Linked DNA regions of Homo sapiens: region 2 is linked to region 1. Evidence: chromatin loops called from intact Hi-C (ENCODE). Cell type or tissue: pancreas. All regions are shown on one strand. Each heading gives the region's core, and the rest is flanking DNA. Links, peaks and the distances in the headings are about the cores only. Region 1 holds the start of PLA2G4F (phospholipase A2 group IVF). Region 2 overlaps TMEM87A (transmembrane protein 87A).

What was found. Hi-C counts contacts between places; a loop is a spot of excess contacts. Peaks named below come from ENCODE experiments on the same cell type or tissue, not always from the same donor. Only the 100,000 strongest peaks of a DNase experiment are listed, where the experiment ranks them.
Region 2: a loop joins it to region 1, with 2.7 times the contacts of the local background. A loop is called at or near these places in 2 of 110 quality-filtered maps.

The regions. Positions count from the first base shown.
Region 1 is chr15:42,155,253-42,167,049 of GRCh38, forward strand. PLA2G4F (phospholipase A2 group IVF) reads right to left here and starts at 1,384. Exons shown (of 20, transcript NM_213600.4): 1 at 1,187-1,384; 2 at 265-337. The coding sequence starts at 1,297. It overlaps VPS39 (VPS39 subunit of HOPS complex), which reads right to left. Exons shown (of 25, transcript NM_015289.5): 14 at 11,520-11,661; 15 at 11,311-11,397; 16 at 10,907-10,980; 17 at 10,466-10,564; 18 at 9,744-9,861; 19 at 9,106-9,234; 20 at 8,374-8,476; 21 at 8,098-8,143; 22 at 7,080-7,229; 23 at 6,780-6,914; 24 at 6,430-6,521; 25 at 3,449-5,577. The coding sequence ends at 5,502. RefSeq lists enhancers at 1,109-1,824, 4,115-4,614. In pancreas, for the core only: no CTCF peak of the experiment used is centred there; DNase peaks (open chromatin) are centred at 1,369 and 4,319; H3K27ac peaks cover 656 bases.
Region 2 is chr15:42,218,433-42,230,229 of GRCh38, forward strand. It overlaps TMEM87A (transmembrane protein 87A), which reads right to left. Exons shown (of 20, transcript NM_015497.5): 13 at 10,280-10,388; 14 at 9,279-9,337; 15 at 8,374-8,477; 16 at 1,630-1,703; 17 at 1,149-1,210. All of the region lies in intron 2 of VPS39-DT (VPS39 divergent transcript), which reads left to right. Among named protein-coding and RNA genes, the nearest start is that of VPS39-DT, 16 kb to the left of the region's middle. In pancreas, for the core only: no CTCF peak of the experiment used is centred there; no DNase peak of the experiment used is centred there.

The sequences.
Region 1 (11,797 bases), core at 1,264-9,263:
GTTCCCACACACTCGCACTCACATGTTTACACCACATATACACGCACTCACACACACGTATACACATGTACTCACACTTGCACTCACACATACTTGCACAGATGCCTACACGTATACTCACACATGTATACACACATGCACTCTCACTTGTACTCACCCATGTATACTCTTACACACACACACTCTCTGTTAGCCAGCCTGAGCTGAGCTCTGAGGAAGCCGCAGGGAAAGGACAGAGAGAAGGATGGAGATGGGGTCACTCACGCAGGTCTGTGCCCCGGATGTTTGTGGCCCTCAGCACCTTCACCTGGAGGTCATAGTATGGGTAGGTTTCCCGCTGCAATAACAGAACTCCAGGGACTCAGTCAGCTAGTGTGAGCCTGGTCCCTCGCCCCATTGTTCCCCTCGTCCCATCATGGAGCAGCAACCTGGCATAGGGTCACTGACGTCTCTGTGCCGGGGAGCAGGGAGACCTTGGCGGGTCCCAGGCATTGGGAGTTCAGCACCTTCGTGATGTGTCTGGACCCTGGAACCCATCCGGTCTGGGTTCAAATCTAAATCCAGCACGGACTCACTGAACTAACGATGGCTGTCACGCACCACACACCTGCAGCTCCCCTCAGACGCTCGCGCCCCCACTCTAGCTTGGGAGCAGCTGTGAGAGCTGTGCTAATGTTGTGCTTGAGAAGATTAAATATTAAAAGAGAAAACTGTGACACCCCCTCCCTTGCTTGCTCCCTGACAGAGGCTCAAAGACCGTCTAGGAGGCAGCGAGCAGGTGAGCGGAAGCCGAGAGTCACCGGCCGGCCGGTACCGGTCTGACGAGTCACCGAGCAGATTGCAGCTGGGCTTAGGAGAGATAACATCAGCATGCTGCCTACTGGGAGGGAAACTCTCCCCTCACAACCCCACCAGCTCCGTGGACTCTACAGCCAGGCTCGCGCATCCTTGGTGAAAGCCAACCCACCCCAGACAAGTGTCAAGTGAACTAACCCTCCATTTCCTAATCGGAGGGAGCTATTTTTAAGAGCCAAGGTCTAATTTAAGCTCTGCCAGGTCATCTAGAATAAACAGGTCCCACCCCAACTCAAAACCCAGGGCTGGGGCTGGTCTCAGTCTTCACAGGGCACTGCAGCTCCCAGGACTCCCCCAGTCCGGGTTTCCCAGGTAATCTCAGGTACGTTACCCGCCAGTGCCTCCACAGAGGGCCCCTCTTCTCTCTCTTCTGAAGCAGCACTGCCCCCAGGAGGGGCAGCATCTTGTCTGCCAGCCACCTTGGCCAGAGTGCCCAAAGCATGGCTGGGCAGCCCGGGCCCCAGCAGGGAACCCTGCCTGCGCTCCTCTGGTTGCACAAACTGCTGGCTCAGGTGTGACAGGCAGCACTGAGTTGGGAGGGTGGAGCTGCCTGCTCTGCAGAGAACTCAGGCTGGATGGCCTGCTGGAGGTGGAGTTTGACATGCTCCAGGAAGTGACTGGAGCTTAATTTCCCCAGGCAGGAGGCAGCTCAGTCCCTCTCCAAGAGACTCTTGGGGTCTCTGGTTAGCACTCTTGTTCCCAAACCCAGCGCCCTGGTTATCACTGGGCTGTTTGTGAAAAATAGACACCGGAGCTATTTCCAACAAGACCTCTAGGTGAAGCTGGCACAGCTGGCCCAGAGACCAGCTGGCAAGTGCAAATCAGGGAAGAGTCTCCTCCAGCTGTGGAAAAGGCCTGAAACTAGCCACCCTTCAAGTCCCACCTTCCCTGCGGCTCTTAAGCTGAAGCCTAGAAATCTCTGCTTCAGTGTTTCATCTGGGATCAAAGATGTTTCTCTCTTTATATATATTTTCTAATTATACTTTAAGTTCTACGGTACATGTGCACAACGTGCAGGTTTGTTACATGTGTATACATGTGCCATATTGGTGTGCTGCACCCATTAACTCGTCATTTACATTAGGTATTTCTCCTAATGCTATCCCTCCCCCATGCCCCCTGCCCCCCGACATGCCCCGGTGTGTGATGTTCCCCGCCCTGTGTCTAAGTGTTCTCATTGTTCAATTCCCACCTATGAGTGAGAACATGTGGTGTTTGGTTTTCTGTCCTTGCGATAGTTTGCTCAGAATGATGGTTTCCAGCTTCATCCATGTCCCTACAAAGGACATGAACTCATCAAAGATGTTTTTAATCTCTCCTGACCACCCTCATTAATTCGCCAAACACCAAGAGCCTGGTGGGTGCCAGACCTGTGCTAGGCCCAGAAACGCAAAGGTGACAGAGGTGAGGCGGGCCCATCCACATCCTGGAGAAATTCAGTCTCATGACTCCCTGTGGCTTTGGCCCAGGCTCGCTTCCTGGGTCAGTGTACAGTGTCCAGGTACAGACAGGCATATGGGCAGGGGGTTATAAATAAGGACAGGCCAAACAACAAGTCTACGTATCCTTCAGCGACCAGATATACAGGCTTTAGCATTCTCTTTGGCCATCGTAGGCCTTAGGCTGCAGATGGATGTGATGTTCGCTCTTCTGTGGACCACAACCATCAAGGTGGCTGAGACAGGCACAGTCTCCAGGAAGAGTGAGGATCTCGGGGGCCGTGAACTGTGGGAGGGAGAGAATTTCTGTCCCTCAACTAAGATTCAGTCATCTCCACTCTTCCCAAGGCCTAGAGTCACAGGCTGAAAAATACAACATCCAAAAAAGATGTGATTCAACTCCAAAATGAACCGAATGGGCAAGTTCAGACCAGAAACTCCCCCCAAAAAAGGAATGTGTGACTGCCAGTGACCAGGCCCCAAAGAAGGGCCTGTTTCTGCTTTATTTGGATTGTGAAGCCAAGACTTGGCCTGGGCTCTAAGAAATGAGAGTCTGGCAGTTGGTGATAGCTGTGAATGTATGCAGGGGACCTGCGGATCCATACAAGAGGAGAGGGCACAGAGCTAGCTGGGGGCAGAACCAGGCTGGGGCTCTAGCTCCTGACTGATGTGTCTTTCTGGCTGTACCATCCTCTTCTGGAAGTCATCGGCCCCACTGCACAATAAAGTCATTGCCCCTAGTGCCAGATGGGACAGAGACAACAAGGACTACATTTTCTCTTTGGAGTTGGCCAAAGTGAACCAACACTTCTCCACTTCCCAAACACCTCTGCGTCCCTCCATCCCAATTCCTTCATCATGGGCTGCAGGAAGAGGCACCAGGTGCTACTACATGATGGGGGAAAACACTTGGATCTCCCAGACGCCAGTGTGTCCCGCAGAATTCTGTAATGATGGATGTGTTCCGTATCTGTGCTGCTGACTCATCAGCCATGACCACACTGGCTGTACCACGTGGCATTTGTAATGCAAGTATTATATTCATTTTTTCTTGGTCACTAATTGGCTTATTCTTCTAAGTTCTTTGCTAAACTACTATCTTTTCATTGTTATTTTCATCAAACTCCACGGGAGGGAGAAATAAGAGACCCAGATAGGCTTGGTTTCTTGCTTTATTAGGTTTATTATAAGGAGCAGTGATGAGATCTTTATCAGTCCTCACTACAAAGCTTTCATCTCCAGCCTTCTCCATAGCTCTGTGGAGGGCAGAGAGTTGAGGGAAGGAAGAATGGAGCTTGGGAGCATGGGATCATGTATGTATACCAGGAAAGAAAACACACATTCTTTATTCTATTGCTTCAAAGACAGTTTGTGAGAATGGAAGATAACAAGCACAGCTGGCCAGGAAGGCAGGGCACACATGGCAGGTCAAGTTCCTGCTATCCAGGGAGGTGGCCCAGAGCTTCCCTGCTGCTCCTGGAGGAAGCAGAGTCCAAGCTGGCCCAGATGAGGCCCCGGGCAGCACTGCTTCTGTGTGGGTATGGCCAGTCGGGACGTGGCGCCACACACTGCTCCTCCGAACTCTGGTGAAGGGCTGCCCAGCCTCACAGGCCTGAGCAGAGTCTCCCACATCTGCGAATGGGGCCAATGGCACTCACTGTCTCTTCAGGCCCCCACGGACGGCATGCCTGGGGAAGCCTAGTCTACTTACCATCAGCACGTTGATCTGTCACACAGCATGGAGCCATAGTTTACAAAGGACCACGGCAGGTCAAGGACAGGCCACTAAAACTGTTGGTGCTGGGCACCATCACCCACCCTCACCACCATCAAAGACACTGGTGCAGTGAGACTTCGAGTCTGCAAAAACCCCGGGGAGGACAGGAGGCAGGGCCACTCTCCCTGTGTGTCATCAGCCTGCAGTGCCTGAAACTCCAGCCTGTGCACCTCTGGCAGGATGCCCCACACTGCTCCACAGGTTTGGCGGTGAGTTATTTTTAAACCAGCGTCCTGCTGTTCTTGCCCCCCGCGTCCCCTCTGCTGTGCCTAAACACCTCTCAGGAACACTTGGCAGCACGCCATTGTCAGTTCCAGGTCCACTCATCCCCTGCGTGTTGCCGGGACCCACCTTCCTGCGCTATCCCAGCACAACTCTCCAACCACACCATTGCTGAACAAAGCTGGGGAGTGACGGCCAGGGCAGGCTGTAAGGCAAGTGAATGGAAACTGGCTGGAAAAAGAGAAAGGGCCCAGAGCACAAAATCGCCACGCACAAAGACTAAGCCAGCCTGCCTGAGTGTCTGGTGAGCGAAGACGGAGCAGGCACCTCTGTGGGAACATGTATCTAGGGATCACGCATACCCCAGACAGGGCAGGCCCATCCTCAGGAGCTGCAGTCACACTCAGCCCGGCCTGAGGCAAGGGATGCAGGGCCTTGCCTAGGCAGAGAATGATGCTCTCCGAGGCATCTAGGCATGGAGTGTATGGCCAAAGAGGGTCTATTTACAACATACCTGACAATCAACTAGCACTGTATTCCTAGAACTGAGACCCCTTGCTTCTCATCTTACCTTGCTTAAATATTAGTTATTCCCAGAGTCAGGGAAGTGGGAGAGAAAGCCTGGGTAGGGCAGTGAGGGAAGTGATAAATGGTGAGAAAGAAAAGGAGACTGAAAACTAACAGGGCGGCTACCGAGGGGTGCAGGGCACAGTTACCATGGAGACGTAAAACACTACACAGAATGCGAGCCATCGGGTCCATGCGGCCAGAAGCTTGAGTGCTGTTCTCTCATGGAACTCTCCAGTGAGCCATGCTGAGCGGTCCTTGTGAAGTCATGTACTTAATAGAAAAGCCCTTGATGAACAACCCCATGGTTACAAACACTTGTGACAAGTTTCCTTGTTCAGGTGACTGGTGTGCAAAGGCAAGATGGTGCACATCCTCCTGACCAAGCAGGTACTGAATTCTCTGGAATTGCCCACAACATAATGGTATAAGGTATAACTAATCTCTTTTCCCATTAAAAAGCTGGCAATGCCAGACCATGAGTCTAATTAATTCAGAGTTGTTCCAGGGCACAAGATAGCCAGTAATGTCCAAATGGGGAGCCTTGTGGTGGTGGCAGCCAGGATTCCTAAGGCCAGGTGCTCCTTCACCTCTCTGGGAGAGCCAAGCTGTCCATCCGCTGGATCCCCAGGATGCTGGGCTCAAGTGTCAGCTGGGTTTACCTCTTTGGAACAGAAGTAATGGACGACCACTCCATTGGGGTATCTTGCAAATGCACTGCAGGGAAGAAAATGGCTTGGGAGTGAGGACTGCTTCTAAGTGACCACTTCTCTGGCAGCGGCACCTCCTACAGAAGAGGCACATTGCTGGGGGGCCATTCCAAAAGCAGCCCACCCAAACCTCAAAGAACAGCCTGCCTGAGGGGCTCTGGATTTCTGTAGCCATCATCTCTGTCAAATAACCAAACAGAGGATGAGGTGCACACAGTTAAGAGTGCATGGGGTATTTTTTTATTATGCAAAACACAAGGCATATTAAAGATGGGCAGTGCACCAGCCCAAAGCTCAGCCCTGGCTTCCTGAGAGCCAACAATGTTCATCAGAACAGGTTTCAGGCTAATTCTGAAAAGGACGGCGAGTTTGTCTTTCTAAAGAAAAATATTTTTCCAGCTACATAAGAGACAAATCACTCTCCTTTGAAGAAAAGGGGACTAACTAGAGTATATGTCTTAACACAGTATGAGTCTGGCTCAGGATCCTACTTGAGTCACAATGCAGTAGCTTGAAAGATCTTTTTCTTCCTTCACTGGATCTTCCTTATAAGAACTTTCTGCAGACCTACATCTCTTGGGCACCCACTATATCAGGTTCTAGCTTCAAGAGGGGAAGAGTTTTATGGACAAGAATCCAACAGCTCCATACCATACATTGCAGGTCTTTAAATTCTCGAAGCCCACTCCCAACAGATAGAACAGGCTGCTCTCTGAAGGCTCAAGAACTAAAAGTTGTCAGGACAGCCAGCAGCCATGTTCTCCTTCTCTGTTAAAGGGCAGAAATCCATCCTGAGCGTTCTCCACCCCTGGGAACCTCCACAAAGCCCAGATGCCACACAGGTGTGAAGGAGGCTCACCTGTTCCCAATCTTCTTCTTACACACCATGCACACCTTCTCCTCTGTGATGATGCACTTCACCTGCTGGTGTAAAATCCGCTCTTCCTGGACCTGGAAGAACAGGGGGATTGAGGAAGAAGTTCTACAGTGTGGCACCCAGAAACAGGAGGCAGAGGCCAGCAACTGTGTCCTCTTTCAGTCGTCACAGATTCTTCTGCTTAGAACATTGGCAATTCAATGTCAAGCTGGCTACTGGATCAGCTTGAGCTGCACTGTACAGGCTCTGCCTTGGTCAGAAGGGAACATGTGGACATTGTCTCATACTAAAAGTTAAAAGCCCACCCTAGAGTTTGGAAGGCCCATACCTACCCTCAGGAATTCTGCATGGAGAAGGTTCTTGAGCACTTGATTGAACCGTTTCTTTTGTGCATTTTCTTCCAAGACCTTTTCCAGGAAGATGCGTATGTCATTGATCTGAGTGTTTGCTGGCAGAAGGTTGAGGGCCTAGGGACAGGAACAGAGATAGGGACTGGGTGAGGTGAACAGGAGTGAGAATGAAGAAATGTCTGCAGCCGTGGAGCTCTTGGACCCTAGTCCCTTTCCACATTTCCTCTTCTCATTCGGTGCTCCCTGCAAACACCCTCCATCTCCCTAGGAACAACTCCTGACCTTGGTGGTGTCCAGTTTGCTGTGGTGTAGCTCGAGGACCTGCAGAGCGGCCTGGAGGTTGGCTTTTGGCTCCAGTAGTTCCAGCTTGATTGGCCCCAGGCAGTGAATGCTGGGGGGCGACAGGTACATCCGAAGCAGGGACAGATACACCTGTCTCAGAGAGACATGAGCTACGTCAGGCTGGCAGCAACCCTCCCAGAACCCCCAGCACTGAGCATGCCTAACGATTCGAGGGGCTCGCCTACAGTAACAGCTATCACTGAGCATGTAAAACTGGTCATTTTCACCTTGTAAATTGGTAAGGTCAAACAGGCAACTGAAGATGTTAATTAAGGATTGCTTTTTCCCTGAGAGAAAAAACCAAATGCCTTGTATTCGTTTACCATTATGCCATTTACAAAATGCTACCACTGTAAAACAATTCAAAAAGATTCCTCATTTCCTTTGGCTTTAAAAGCTGAGACTCCGTCACATTTTTGCAGGTGGGGATATCCTAAGGTGAGATGCTGCATTGCCTACTGGTGCCAGTACCACAGGCTTTCGCAACCTCAGTGCGCATTCGGGGCCAGATGATTCCTGGTTTGGGGGCTGTCCTGTGCATTGTTTAGCAGCATCTCTGGCCTCTACCCCCTGGATTCTGGAAGCACCCCTGTCCTCAGTCACAACAATCAAAAATGTCTCCAGACATTGAAAAGTCAATGTGTATTCAAGATATAGTACATCAGAACCATGACGGGTTCCCGCTCGACAGGCAGACCTCATAATTTATGACACAAATCAAGAGAGTAAAGAGACAGGAGTGCTATTAATCACAGGGATAACAAAGATATACGCCAGAACTACCCCAAGCACACCAGGATGAATGGTCCCCTGCTGTCCCTCAATACACACATGCAAGATCAATCAGAGCCCTGACTCGTGCCCTGTCTTATTCTGCCACTCATATTATTGCCACCTCTGGTCAAACCAACGGGGAGAGGTATGCACACGTGCTCCCTGGGTCAGGGTCACTACTCACATCTTTGTTGCCATCTTTGTTTCGGTCATAGTGTTTGTGGCAGTACCTGCAAGGGAGAGAGTGGTGAGAGCAGGTGGTGTGAGGGGGGCACATCTAAATGAGAGGCTGTGCGTGCAGCCTGCTCGAGCAGCCTAACCACAGCCAAAACTGCGGGCCAGGACGGAGGCGATTCTTGCTCCCGCAGTGGAGTATGGGGAGATGGCCTTCTTAACTCTCATCTCTCTGCAGGGCCTGCTTTTAGACTGCTTAGGAGGTGGGATGTTGGGGCAAACTTACTCCTCAGCCATCCTTGTATCCTTCAAGATGTGGACATAAATGAAAAGAGCTTGTTCATGTTTCCCCATGCGCCCCAACAGGAGAGCTCGTTCTTCTAAGAGGCCTAGGAGGAAAAGGAATATGAGGAACCACTGCCGCCATCACGCAAGCACAAGGTGGGGGCTATGCTGTCAGAGGAGTGGACACGAGGCAATATAAAGGGAAGACAATAGGATTCTTATTGCTTGGGTTTTTCTTCAAGGAGAAAATAACTGAAGTTTAAAAAAGGGGGAGGGAGCTATTTTAGGAAGTACTTTATCCCATCTTTTTTGAGGTCACATATAAACTGGGTAAGAATATTCATTCAGCAGCCAAGTACTTAACAACCACCTACAACATGCTAGGTGGTTCAGGTAAGATGAGCAAATGCTTGCTCTCAGCTCTCATAAAGACAAATTATGCCAGATTACAAAAACTGCTGAACAATGAACTTGGCCAAGAACATGTTCTGAAGCAAAAAACAGGTTGCAACCTGGCTATCAATTAGCATGTGGTTCATACCCAGGAAGGAGACTTTTCTCAGTCACGGTACAAAAGTGAGTCTTCAGAGAGGACAAAACAGGAGCACTGGCCTGAAATGCCTGGTTTTTCCAGGCCCAACTTTTGTGGAGAGTTGGGGAACAATTAAAGGGGTGGATTAGTCTTTGCATGACCTTCGCTGAAGTGGCTTCTGGCCCTAAGCCAGACACTCACCATCAAAGGGAAAATCACAGATGAGCCGGCCTGGATCATAGTAGCTGGAAATCTCCAAGAACATGAGGAGCTTTTGCCGGTATTCTCCCAGCTCACCCTCTTCCTCTCCAGCTGGGACTGGGGTTTTGCCTTTAAGGGAAACCAAGCTCAAAATGAAAGGACACTGCCAGGTGGCAATGTAGGGTCATCAAGAAAAATGAAGGGAATGGGGTTCAAGGATGTCACCACATGACCAGAAAGGGCCTCCAGGGTGGCTTCCATGCTAACTTCTTTTAGTTCATAGTCTCCATGTGGCCCCAAAACATCAGCTTACGGTTAAAAAAATAAGCTGAATAGAGAAATACTCTGTGGGCAAACCTGTTTCTTATCAGTATAGCTGTCATCTTGCAGACAGGTCTGTTCCTTCCACCCTCCCCGAGGGATGACTCTGAGACACTCAGAGATGCCAGGACCTAGACAAGAGCTCCTGAGTCTCATGTGCCAGGCTTGTGTCACTTAGCTCCCCTGGCTCCTCTTCAGAACTTCTGCGCACCTGGGCAGAGAATAGGGTGGCCTGCTTACCCCCACCACACGTGGCACCTGGGTCTGTGCTCTCCTCTAAGGCCTGGGGCCAACCGGCTTCCTAAAAGAACTGGTACCTGCAGGGAAGGACAGGAGATACTCCTTCATCAGACCTTGCACCTTCTCACAGTATAGCTGGATCAGGCAGTTGTGGAACCGAGAGCCTGTCTCCTCCCAAACATGGATGATGTGTTCCTGAGGCAAGATGTAGGTCTTTGTCACTGGTATTCTCCAGGCTGTGACCTGGTCTCCCAGCCTCCCTCACATTTTTAAGGCCCAACAGGTCCCATCCAGATTATCCCCTAATCGGGCTGCAAAGATGACTAAGAGACAGCTCGTCTAAAGCCACCAGGAAGTTTCACAATGCGACCCAGTAACGTGAGGAGCCATCTTCTCAATTACTAAACTCCATTTTACTAATTTTGTCCCATAATCCTCCAAACTCTCATAGCGACTCATGTAATTGTGGTTAAATATCTGCATCCTGGTACTTAAGCCTATTTGATTGTCCTGTGGTCACTTTTGAGTTTCGCTTTGGAATTTTTTTTCCAAATGTGGCTTTGGAATTTTTTTTTCTAAAACATTATTCTTTTATCCCTCTGTAGTTTACCTAGATTTGGTAGGTAGCATTTCCAGCTTGGTCTACTGGGATCTTTTTCTTCAGAGGAAGCTGAAATAACCCTCATCCTTCCAATCCCCAAGTGACATAAATCCCAAATCTGAACAGCCCGATAACAGAACCACGCAGTCCTGGATCCTGGGTTTAAAGCTTTTTAGTGCAGACCAAAAAATACCTTACCAGATAAGGAATAGCCAGACCCTTAAAATTCTCTATTAAGAAGCCGAGGACTCGATCACGTGGCAGAGACTCCACTTCCGGGAGATCTTCAGTAAATATCTGTTAGAATGAACCCGAGTTCCAGCAGCAGAACCATCTGACTGCAGTTCCAGCAAACACACACGCATGTGAGCGCAGGGATCAAACAGACTTTAGGAGGGCAAGGGTACGAGAAGGCATCTGTAGGCAGTCAGCATGTCAGACGAGGCACAGGCCTCCTCATGCCTGTGTAAGGCTCTCTCTACCAACTACAGTGCTGGCTCGCGCTTCCCAGTCCACCCTTTCTTCATGCACCAATGAAGACAGATGCATGAATCCACCCTCCTCTCCATCCACTGCTGTCTCAAGTGCAATCAGAACCAAGTGTTTACCAGATAAATCCAAGGGACTCCTGTGGCTCACCTTCAGGCCATCTTCTGGGAAGTCTCTCAGCACCCACACTGAGTAGGAGAAAATCAAATGCAGGTTTTCTGTGCCTAGAAGGAAAAGCAGGACTTGTCAGCAGTTGAGGCCCATCTTGCCTGTGGCACTGGGAAGGCAGGTGGGCAGGTTGCCCCAGAATTCATTTTCCTGAAAAGACAGCTCAAGCATGAGCCACTTGGGGTTGTTAGCCCTACTGGGCTGGCTCCATACCAGGGGGCTGTCACAGGCCAACCACCGAGGGACTTTTATGCCATTTGGAGGAATGAAATTGAGTGAACACGAGCACGGGAGGGAGGGGAGCAACCAACCAGAAACAGAAACAGAGGGAGACCAGGTCATTTGAACAGGAGCGCTTTCCCACCCCTTTCAAAAGGCGGACTTACCCAGATGCTGCAGATACTGCACTGTCCTCTCGTGGCCTTTCAGAGGGGAGTTGGCTTTCTTGGACTGGTCCACGAGCACCTGCAGAGCTGGCCACCAAGCCCAAGAACAAGGTCATGAGCCTTTTCCCCACGGGAGATTTCCATATCTCAGTGGGTTTCCCCTGCCATGTACAAGAGCCCCTCCCAGATCCAAGGAACCACTCCCACACCTTTCTCGTGGAGCCCCTTCTTCTCATACAGGATGATAAGCTCACTGTACTTGTGAGCCTTCTTTAGCACGTGCTCGCTCTCCTCGATGTGGCAGTGATTGTTCTCCAGGCGTAGCAAGGGGGCCACCAGGGCCACATTTGTCTGCAGAAAGAGCAGGAGTTCAGTGGAAACTGCTTCCTGGGGAGCCCCACCCTTCCCTGGCCCAGGCCTGCTCTAGGCTGAAAGGCCAGGAATGTAGCACAAGCAAGAGAAAGCAGACAGCCCTCTTTCAGGACAG
Region 2 (11,797 bases), core at 1,958-9,957, 64 kb after region 1:
AGTAAGGACATGAAGGTCTTAAAACTTGTCTTTCATAATTCTGTAGTCATACATTCACAAATGGGACTGCTGACAGAAAAGTCAAATATTTTAATTTTTAAAAACATTTTTAAAAATCCCTTTGACCAACATCTCCCCAGTTCTCCCATAGCCCCTGGTAACCAGCACTCAACCCTCTGCTTCTAGGAATTCAACTTTTTTAGATTCGACGTAAGTGAGATCATGTGGTATTTGTCTTTCTGTGCCTGGCTTATTTTGCTTAACATAGTATCTTCCAGGCTTCTTCACGCTGTTGCGAATGACAAGATTTCCTTCTCTTCTGAATCTAAATAGTATTCCATTGTATATCAAAATACACATTTTCCTTATCCATTCATCTACTGATGGACATGCAGGTTGATTCTGTATCTTGGCTACTGTGATTAATGCTGCAATGAACATGACAGTGCAAGTATCTCTTTAACATACTGATTTCATTTCCTTTAGGTATATACCCAGTGACATGAATCCTGGATCATAAGGTAGTTCTATTTTTAATTTTGAGGAAGCTCCATACTATTTTCCATAATGGCTATACTAACTCACATTCCTATCAACAGAGTACAAGGGTTCCCTTTTTTCCATGTCCTTGCCAACACTTGTTATTTCTTCATTTTGATAAATGCCATTCAAACAGGTGTGAGGTGTTATCTCACTGTGGTTTTCATTTGCATTTCCCTGAGGATTAGTAATGATAAAAATTTTTTCATATACTTGTTGGCCATTTGTAGGTGTTATGTTAAGAAATGTATATTCAGGTCCATTGCCCATTTTTAAACTGGGCTATTCGTTTTCTTGCTACTGAGTTCCTTATATAAATTGGGTATTAACCCCTTAACAGATGCAATGTTTGCAAATGTTTTCTCCCACTCTGTAGGTTGTCTTTTCACTTCGTTAATTGTTTCCTTTGCTGGGCAGAAGCTTTATAGTTTGATGTACTCTCACTTCTCTATTTTTGCTTTGTTCCCTGTGCTTTTGGGGTCATATACAAAAAAAAATCATTGCCAAGACCAATGTCACAGAATTTTCCTCCTGTTTTCTTCTAGTAGTTCTACTAAGGGTTGGAAGATGGGACAAAGAACAAAGACAAATGGAAAAGTCATACTTACTGCTTTGTTAACTTTACTATTTCCATTGGGTTCTTGTTTGGTACTTCTCATTTTCATTCCTTCTGTAGAAGAAAATAAATATACACTGTTTAACTTTGTGAACAGACCAACAATGTTGGCAAAACGGATTCAGAACTTTTTCTTTTTTTAAATTAAAAGCCCCAAAGTTACTTATCATAGTTTTATTTTAAGCTTCCTAATACTTGTGAAGTATACAACAGATGCTTCTCCATCTTTATATGTAAGCTGGGAAGTTCAAAGCAAAATTTTTAGCTCACTTCTAGCAAGTAAAATGGATACTTAATGTGCAATTACTTACTGAATTTACCATGCCTTCATCTTAAGATTCACACCCTTATTTTCTTAACCCTGACTTCATCCCACACCAAATATAGGAACAACACAGTTATAAAATAATAAACAATGTACTTACAGAAAAATAATATTTAAAGTACTAATAAGAGGTGAATTTTATTATTACCAAAGCTTTCTTTCAGCATAGGCTCCTTTTGTTCATCCTCCTCCTCTTCCTCAGACAATGGTGAAAAGGCAAACCTAACAGAACCAAAGTGAACAGAAGGAAAAAATTAGAAAACTTCAAAAACTGCTATACCAGTTGCATTTTACAAAACTAATTATTGAAACTGCAATTATAGTAATTCATTAAATCAGTTTAATAATAATATTTCTTCCCCTTCAGAAAGCTCTTTATTGCCTATATTAGCAAGGGAGAAGCAGGACAGTATCATATTTATGAGTGCAGGCTCAGCTGAATACTACCTGTGACATCAGACTAGTTACTTAATCTCTCTGTACCCAGTTTCCTCAACTGTAAATAAGGGGACAATAGAACATTACTCATAGGGGTGTTTTGTAAAAGTAAGTCGTTACAAATAAAGTGCTTAGAACAATACCTGTCACATTCAGTAGACAGTCAACAAATGTTCATTCATAAGGATATGTATCAAATAGAGTTAAGTAAATTCTCATCTAATTTAAAATCGCAGCCTTCAAATTGGGAGTTAAGAGAAGGGAGGCCTATTCCAGGTAATTTAATTTCAGTTTACAAGTGGGAAGCTCAGAAGATGAAGGTCTGATCTGGTATATCTCAGATGCCTTTCCTTAACAACTTCCAAGAGATTCAGCAAAGCAGCTCCCAGACATGTAATTCCTAGAATGCTTTAGCTTTTATTTATTTGTTTTATTATTTATTTATTTATTTATTTTTTGAGACGGAGTCTCGCTCTGTCGCCCAGGCTGGAGTGCAGTGGCATGATCTCACCTCACTGCAAGCTCCGCCTCCCGGGTTCACACCATTCTCCTGCCTCAGCTTCCCGAATAGCTGGGAGTACAGGCGCCCGCCACGATGCCTGGCCAATTTTTTGCATTTTTTTATTAAAAATACAAAAATTAGCTGGGCGTGGAGGTGCACGCCTGTAATTCCAGCTACTTGGGAGGCTGAGACAGCCTCAGGTGATCCGCCTGCCTCAGCCGCCCGCCACGGCCTCCCAAAGTGCTGGGATTAAAGGTGTGAGCCACCGCGCCTGGCCGAAAACAACTTTGTCCATCAACTGATGAGAATCCCTTGACCCCGGGGAACAGAAGTTGCAGTGAGCCAAGATTGCACCACTGCACTCCAGCCTGGGCGACACAGCGAGACTCCGTCAAGAAAAGAAAGGAGAGACAGAGACAGAGAGAGAGAGAGAGAGAGAGAGACAGAGAGAGAGAGACAGAGAGAGAGAGAGACAGAGGAAAAGGCAACAGCATTCCTACATATTTGGAAAAGCTGTATATATTTTTAAAAGTTGCATTCGTAAGAGTCACAAATTTAAATCAGAAGTTACAAAACGTAATTCAAAGACTAAAAAATGGAGAGATGCCATACTCAAGGAATTATCAAAAATATATATATAATCTCCCTAATTTATTAATTCAATTAAGTTCCAATCAAAATCTTAATAGGTTTTCCTAGAATTAAGCAATCTAAAATTTTTATTAAAAAACAAAAGCTGGGTGTAGTGACATGTACCAGTAGTCTCAGCTACTGAGGAGGCTGAGGTAGGAGGATCCCTTGAGCCCAGAAGTTTGAGTCTAGCCTAGGCAACATAGCAAGACCCCATCTAAAATAAAAAAATTTTAAAAATAAAGGGCAAAAATTCAACACCAAAGGCTTTTAAAAAATTTTTTTGAGACAGGGTCTTGCTCTGTTGTCCAGGCTGCAGTGCAGTGGTATGACCACGGCTCACTGCAGCCTCGACATCCCAGGTTCAAGTGATCCTCCCACCTCAGCCTCCCAAGTAGCTGGGATTACAGGCATGCACTACCATGCCCAGCTAACCTAAAACAATTTTTTTTGTAGAAATGGGATCTTGCTATATTGCCAGGGCTGGTCTCAAACTCCTGGGCTCAAGCAATCCTCCCGGCCAGACCTCCCAAAGTGCTGGAATGACAGGTGTGAGCCATCACGCCTGGCCAAATGTTTTTTTGGTTGTTTTTTTTGAGAAAGAGTTTCACTCGTTGTCCAGACTGGAGTGCAATGGCGCGATCTCAGCTCACAGCAACCTCCCCCTCCTGGGGTTCAAGCACTCCTGCCTCAGTCTCCCAAATAGCTGGGATTACAGGCATGTGCCATCATGCCCAACTAATTTGGTATTTTTAGTAGAGACGGGGTTTTTCTAGTTGGTCAAACTGGTCTCGAACTCCTGACCTCAGGTGATCTGTCCGCTTCAGCCTCCCAAAGTGCTGGGATTATAGGCATGAACCACGGTGCCTGGCCCAAAGGCTATTTTTAAAAGAGCCAGGTAGTATGCAGCTGAGCCTGCACTTATAAATATGATTAGGGGTTCAGGCCCTCCAGATACCACAGTTTATCAGAAGCCTAGGGTAATTCAGACAGTGTGCTACTGATGCAGGAGCAGAACAGAAGAGAGTAGAGAGCCTAGAATCAAGTAATTCTTGGTGGATGAACATCTTGATTGTGATTTTTTTTTTTTTTGAGACAGAGTTTCTCTCTTGTTGCCCAGGCTGGAGTGCAACGGCATGATCTCAGCTCGCTGCAACCTCCGCCTCCCGGGTTCAAGCAATTCTGCTGTCTCAGCCTCCCAAGTAGCTGGGATGACAGGCGCCTGCCACCACGCCTGGCTAATTGTTGTTATTTTTAGTAGAGATGAGGTTTCATCATGTTGGTCCGGCTGGTCTCGAACTCCTGACCTCAGGTTGTCCACCCGCCTCAGCCTCCCAAAGTGCTGGGATTACAGGCATGAGCCATAGCGCCCGGCCTGATTGTGAAATTTTTAAAAAGTCATTAGAGAATAATTTTTTGAAATCACCTTAGGCTAGATAAGAATTTGTCAAAATAAGATGCAAAATGTACAATCCTTGAAGGGAAAAACTACTCCATATTTCTGAGATTTTGTATGATTAAAAACAGCATAAAAATCATAAGATTATTAACTGGCAGAAAATATATGCAATACTTAGAACAAACAAAATATTGGCATACAAAATATATCAGAAATTCCTACAAATTGGGCCTGGTATGGTGGCTCACGCCTGTAATCCCAGCGTTTTGGGAGGCCAAGGCAGGCAGATCGCTTGAGCTCAGGAGTTTATAACAAGCCTGGGCAACATGGCAAAACCCCATCTCTACAAAAAATACAAAGATTAGCCCAGTGTGGTGGTGCACACCGGTGGTCCCAGCTACTCAGGAGGCTGAGGTGGGAGGATCATTTGAGCCCAGGAGGTGGAGGTTGTAGTGGGCCAAGGTTGCTCCACTACACTCCAGCCTTGGCTTCAGAGCGAGACCCCATCTCAAAATAAATAAATTCCTACGAATCAATACATAAGTGATTGTTACAGTCTGAATGTCTGTCCCCTCCAAAACTCATGTTGAAACCTAATTCCCAGGGTGACAGTGTTGGGAGTTGGGCCTAATGGAAGGCATTTAGGTCATGAGGGCTCCACCCTCATGAATGAATTAATGCTGTTACATAAAGGGTTTTCTGGAGTGGGCTCTCCCTTTTGCCCTTCCACCTTCTGTCATGTGACGACCCAGTAAGAAGGCCCTCACCAGATGCTGACACTGCGAGCCAACAAATTTCTGTTCATTATAAACAAACAGTCTGTGGTAGTTTGTTATAGCAGCTGAAAATGGACAGAGACAATGATCAATAAGCCAATAAAAAATAAGCTAAAGATCCAACCTTAAATGCAAAAAGTAACAATATTAATTCTCATCCACCAAATCTGCAGAAATTAAATAAAATGATGGGACATAAAACAAGGGAAGAAGAAAAAACCTCTCTCATACCATTGTTGTTAAATATGCAATTTCTTTCAGGTTTTTTTTGGGAACGTAATCTGGAAATACTTTAAAAATTACAATCTACACATATCCTTCAACCTAGCAAATCCAAGCCCACTCATTAAATATTTCTTGAGCATGTGCCAGTGTGTAGTGAGAACCTAACCTTCATTGACTAATGTGAGGTGATCCCGACACCCATAACATGTCCTGTCTTTATTTGCCTGGGGACTTTGGCTGACAGTGTAACAGTATGGTTTATGATAGGGGCTTTGGGCCATGCCATATCAGCTCTGACCTCCAGAGGAAATGGTATTAGCATGACTGCCAGGAGGGGTTGGAAACTAAAAGTCAGCAACAGAGACAGTATGTGATTGAGCCCCAGTAAAAACTCTGGACATTGAAAGCTCAAATGGGTTTCCCACATTGGCAATAGTCTGTGCATACTGTCACATATTTGGCTGGGAGGAGGTAACACTGCCCAATAAAAATCTTGAGTGCTGAACATTAATGGGCTTTCCCAGACAGAAACAATGTGTTACTACATTTTTGTTGCTGGGGAAAAGAACTGACTTGATGTACTTCCTCAGAAGAGAGACCGAACACCAGGAAAGAAAATACAGATTTCCCCAGACTCTACCTGCTATCACCATTTTGTTGTAATACACCTTAACTGTGAGTATAACTGTACGCTGCATCCCATGAGGCCTTCTAGTAAATCACTGAACATCAGGATGGTCTTGAGGACCCTGACACACCTCAAACTGGAAATATCCCAAATGCCCATTAATAAGAGAATATGTTAATTTAACTGTACTACACATGTCCCATATTTATGCTATCCATGAAAATGAATGAGTTCAGTTAAACCTGTTACACTGGAAGGAATCTCCACAATGTACTGTCACAAGAGTAATGTAAGATTCCATACATGAACAGGGAAAAGACACATTATAATATGCAGTTAACACTGAAGTCACAGAGAAAGGGGGCAATGTTTTAAAAGAAAAGGGGGAAAAAAAGAAGAGGGAAGGTAACGCAAAAATTTTTTAATGACTGAGGAAGGGAAAATATTTAAATACAAATATAGCTAGTGAGTAACCAGTAGATCAACAGACGGATATAAAAGAAGGGTCTCCAGAATGTAAAAGTTCTTTCTCAATAGTGTGATTTCAGATCTCCTTTATTTTCTTTCATTACTTTTCTCTATTCTGACTTTTTTTGATAAACACATATAAAGTGCATAGTTTGAAATGACAGCAAGGCCATTTTCATGGAGTAAAAGGATTTCACCTATTTTCTATTTCAATCTTTCATTGGGTCTGGTTATAAAATTAGTCATTTATATCATGCTACCCTTTTCCTTCTTTGGTGGTATGGGTGTTTAATATAAGCTCTTAACCGTCTAAATGCAAATGGGGGGGGGGGGAAGGCATAATCACAAAATAAAGCTAGGCAGTTCCTAAATGACTGAAATTTGCCTATAGTTGGACAAATCAGATTTACACATACATTTTTAATTTCAAAGTTGGTTATGTAAGTTTTAATTTTACCCTTTCTATCATTACAAAGTGAGCTGGGCTGCTGGTTACAGAAATTTTCTTTCCTTCTAGACACTAGACAGGAGAGACTCAGTGTAAGTGATACAATTATATCTTCTGTTTTCTTTGAGACAGTCTCACTCTGTCACCCAGGATGGAGTGCAGTGGCGCCATCTCGCCTCACTGCAACCTCTGTCTCCGGGTTCAAGCGATTCTTGTGCCTCAGCCTCCCGAGTAGCTGGGATTAGAGGTGTGCACTGCCATGCTCGGTTAATTTTTGTATTTTTAGTAGAGGTGGGGTTTTGCCATGTTGGCCGAAACCATGTTGGCTCAAACTCCTGGATTCATGTGATCTGCCCACCTTGGCCTCCCAAAGTGCTGGGATTACAGGCATGAGCCACCGTGCCTGGTTGACACAATAGATTATATATCTATCTCCCTTGTTTACTATACAAATACTTACAGTTATACTTGGTTTTATGGTGCTTCATTTTACTGTGCTTCCCAGATTTTGCAGCAACCCTATGTCAAGGAAGTCTATTGGTGCCATTTTCCAACAGTAATGTGCTCACTTTGTGTGTCAGCATTTTTTTTTTGAGAGGGAGTCTCGCTCTGTCACCTATGCTGTGCAGTGGCATGATCTCGGCTCAGTGCAACCTCTGCCTCCCAGGTTCAAGCGATTCTCCTGCCTCAGTTGCCCAAGTAGCTGGGATTACAGGCATCCACCTCCACACTCAGTTAATTTTTGTATTTTTAGTAGAGACGGGGTTCCGCCACGGTGGTCAGGCTGGTCTCGAACTCCTGACCTCAGGTGATCCAACTGCCTTGGCCTCCCAAAGTGCTGGAATTACAGGCGTGAGCCACCACGCCCAGCCCCTGTGTCGGTATTTTTTTTTTTTTTTTGGCAATAAAGTGTTTTTAAATTAACGTGCATATATTTTTTAGACATAATGCTATTGCACACATAGTAGACTACAGAATAGTGTAAACATAACTTTGATATGCACTGGAAAAAACAAAATATGTATGTAACTCAATATCTGCTTTATCGTGATGGTCTGAAACCAAACTTGCAATTTATTTCCATAGTATGCCTGTGTATTTATCACAAAATGTCAGAGCTGAAAGGAACTTCATGTTGCTGGGTTTAATTCCCCCTCAGTATATAGAAAGGAAACTAAGGCCAGAGAGGTGGAGAGGCTGCATGCCAAAAATCATGAAGTTAAGAGGAGAGCTGAGATAGGAACCCAGTTCTTCTGATTCCAGGCCCAGTGTTCCTTCCACTATATGACACAGCCCTGATACTGTCCCCCAATGCACCACCCCTAATTGATGACATGGTCATCTCATGTTAGCAGAGTAAACAGAAGAGTCCAAGAACCTCTGGTTGTTTGCAGATGGTCGCCAGAGAACCATGATGACAAAGAGGATCATGGAGAACAGCAAGCGCCAGATGGCATCGTCTACCCACAGCTCCCGCCAGTCCTACAATACAGGGGAGAAGTACAACATTTATACACATTATCTTAACCCCTTGTTCATAAAGCCTTTGGCATAGAACAAAAATCACTTATTTGTTCATTCAAGTTATGTTTACTAAGAGCCTGCTACGTGCTCAGTACTGTGGTAAGTGTGGGGAAACAAAGTGAATGAATGTAGTTTTTGCCCTTGTAGTGCTTACTGTTGTTAAAGAAAATGCATCAACGGAACAGAGTATTTGTCAAAGCTTCATCATCCCTCTGAGAAGCTTTAAGAAAGGGTTTTATACAGGGTTAAGAGAAAGTTACCTTATACAGTGTAAGAGAAAGTTACATTAGGTTGGTATACTTTATAATTTTCATTTTCATTATTTATTGAACAAAATAAGAGCCTTAGCTGCTTCTGAAGAAATCCTACTGTCACAGTCGTTGAGCTCAGATCTTAAGGATGTGGCTTCTATTCAGATTAGTATTATTTACACATATGGTACTTAATATTTAGTACTCTGGACTTCTTAAGATTTTTAGTTAAAATAAGACTGGGTTATAGCACACTGTAGTTATAACTTACAAAATTCTCTCCCAAAACTGGGAGAATACAGTCAGAAAAAACAAACAAAAAACTACTATACCAAGCACCATGATAGTACAGAATACTTAGGAGGAGGGAAGTATCACAACCCTCAGAGTAGAGACCTAGCTCTAATTTTTTATAAGGTATATAACTTAGAAGAACCTTACCACTGTCATCAACACCATCAGTTGTTTATAAGACAGTACATTATTCATAAATGTGCTTATAACTCACCGACTGACATGTCACTATTCTGAACTTCATGGTTGTCCAGATGATAAACACAATGGATGCTAACAGTAAATGAAAAACCAGGTCAGAGTATGAATGCTGGTTTACATCCCCAATTACATTCCCCCATTTCCGGTTAAGTGGAATCCCACACACCCCGAACCCCCAAATACATCACAACTCTATCAGTTATTTTAACAAATGTATTCAATACAAAAGGACTGTATACCTGCTATCAGCAAGGCTCATGATACATACTCTGGCCAATCCTTTCTCTATTTAAAGAATAATTTGGTAATAATGTTATTTGCCATCTGGCTACATCAGTAACCAGTGTGGTTGGAAAATAAGGTATTGGAAATATAGCTCTTTCCAGCATTATCAATATAATTTTTTTCTCCTTTTATCCTTAGTATAGTAATGCTAATTTTTCTTTGGCTGGTCAGATGAAAAAAAATGGCTGATAAAACGACTGTAACACAAACAGAAGAGCTAGTTCCAATCATAAATCAGACCTCACTATTCCTGGTACAAGGGTCAGGAGGTAGGCAAATTAGCCTAGTTTGGTTACAGTCCACCTAATGTCAATTTTTTACATATGCTTGCTGACATATGTAAAACCACTATAATAGCAATGCACCCTAAAATTCTACAACTATTTAATAAAACTAAACAAACATGTGGTAATGTCTTCTAAAAGGAGTACTCTCTGGCACTTAAGCTAACTAACCTCAAGAAAAAGAATGCCTCAAGAAAGAATGCAAATAGAAGAGGGATAAATGAAGAGCTGAAATATGAGGTTGATTTCCAGCTACTGTACATAAAATAAATGGTTCTCAACTTTTTAAAAACCACAGATCCTTCTGAGAATTTGACAAGAGCTAAGAACCCTTTTCCAAGTGAAATATACAAAACTTTCTATGTCCACCCATGGCCTTTCAGGTTAAGAATGTCCATTCTAAACAGATCACATTTGAACTCCAAGAAGAAAGTCCCAGACTTACCTGCCACTGCCAAAATAAGCGTGTTGGTGAAATGCCGATACAAAGAGAGTTTTACAATGTTCCTCCGAAGTTTTAATAGCTTCATTGTTTGAGTCAGGCTAATAAATATGTGTTTGCAGGTCAAGGAATTCAACATTCAGGAAAAAACAGTAAGCTAGCCAATTAGTTTTCAGGTTTCTTTAAGGATCTGGGGTCATGCCAATAAACTTATAGATCTCTCAGAGGCCTTATAGCTCTCTTATTCTCACTTAATCTCACAAACACCTCAAGATGAATAAGAAAGTCATCATTTTATTTTCTTTTCCTTTTTTTTTTGTGAGGCAAGGTCTAGCCCAGGCTAGAGTGCAGTGGCACAATCACGGCTCACTGCAGCCTTGACCACTGAAGCTCAAGCGATCCTCCCACCTCAGCCTCCCAAGCAGCTGGGACTACAGGCATGTGCCACCATGCCTGGCTAATTTTTAAATTTTTTTGTAGAGATAAGGTCTCGCTATGTTGCTCAGGCTGGTCTTAAACTCCTGACCTCAACTGATCCTCCTGCCTTGGCCTCCCAAAGTGCTGGCATTACAGGCACGAGCCACCATACCTGGCCGGAAGTCATCATTTTCAATGAGACATTAAAGAGAAGACAGAACCAGAATAAAGTAAGAATGTACAAAATCACAAGAGAAAAAATATAAAAAAGAGAAAGGAAGAGGCTTTCTAGAGAAACAAAAAAAAAAGACAGAAAATAAATAGAGAAATGGCAGAAGATAAAGTGAACATGAGTAACAGGCAAGGGACAAAGAGTTAACATCATCTTCTCTCTCCCTTTAAGGTGGGTAGCTCTGTTCTCATCTGTCCAGCAAATCTAGTTGAGGGTCATAATTATACTCGTGCCTATAATCTCCCAGAGATCTACACTCAGTCCCCTCATGCCATCTTAAGGAACCTGCCATCAGTTGCCTGCACTATCCTGAATTAAGAGGACCTTACAATTGGTTGAGAAGCTCATATGGTTTGCTTCCAAAAGCAATGACTCTCCATTTTCAGAACATTATTCTCAAGTAGAAGTTGCCAGAGAAAAACAGGAGGGGAATTGGTGACTACTAAAAATGGTATCTGCTCTCACGTTCAATGTTCTTTTCTTTTTGAGACAGGGTCTCACTCTGTCACTCAGGCTGGAGTGCAGCGGTGCGATCTCGGCTCACTGCAACCTCCGCTTCCAGGGCTCAAGCAATTCTCCTGCCTCAGGCTCCCGAGCAGCTGGGACTACAGGTGCAAGCCACAATGCCTGATGAATTTTTGTATTTTTTGTAGAGATAGGGCTTCGCCATGTTGCCCAGGCTGGTCTCAAACTCCTGAGCTTAAAGCAATCTGCCCATCTCAGCCTCCCAAAGTGCTGGGGTTACAGGCATGAGCCACTGCACCCGGCTCAATTTTCAGAATGAGAAGCAGATACAAAAATAAGGGATTTGGCACTTGCTCTGCCCTTACAGAGCCGTAGCTGTTACCTAGTCATTGGGTTATCTTACTGTA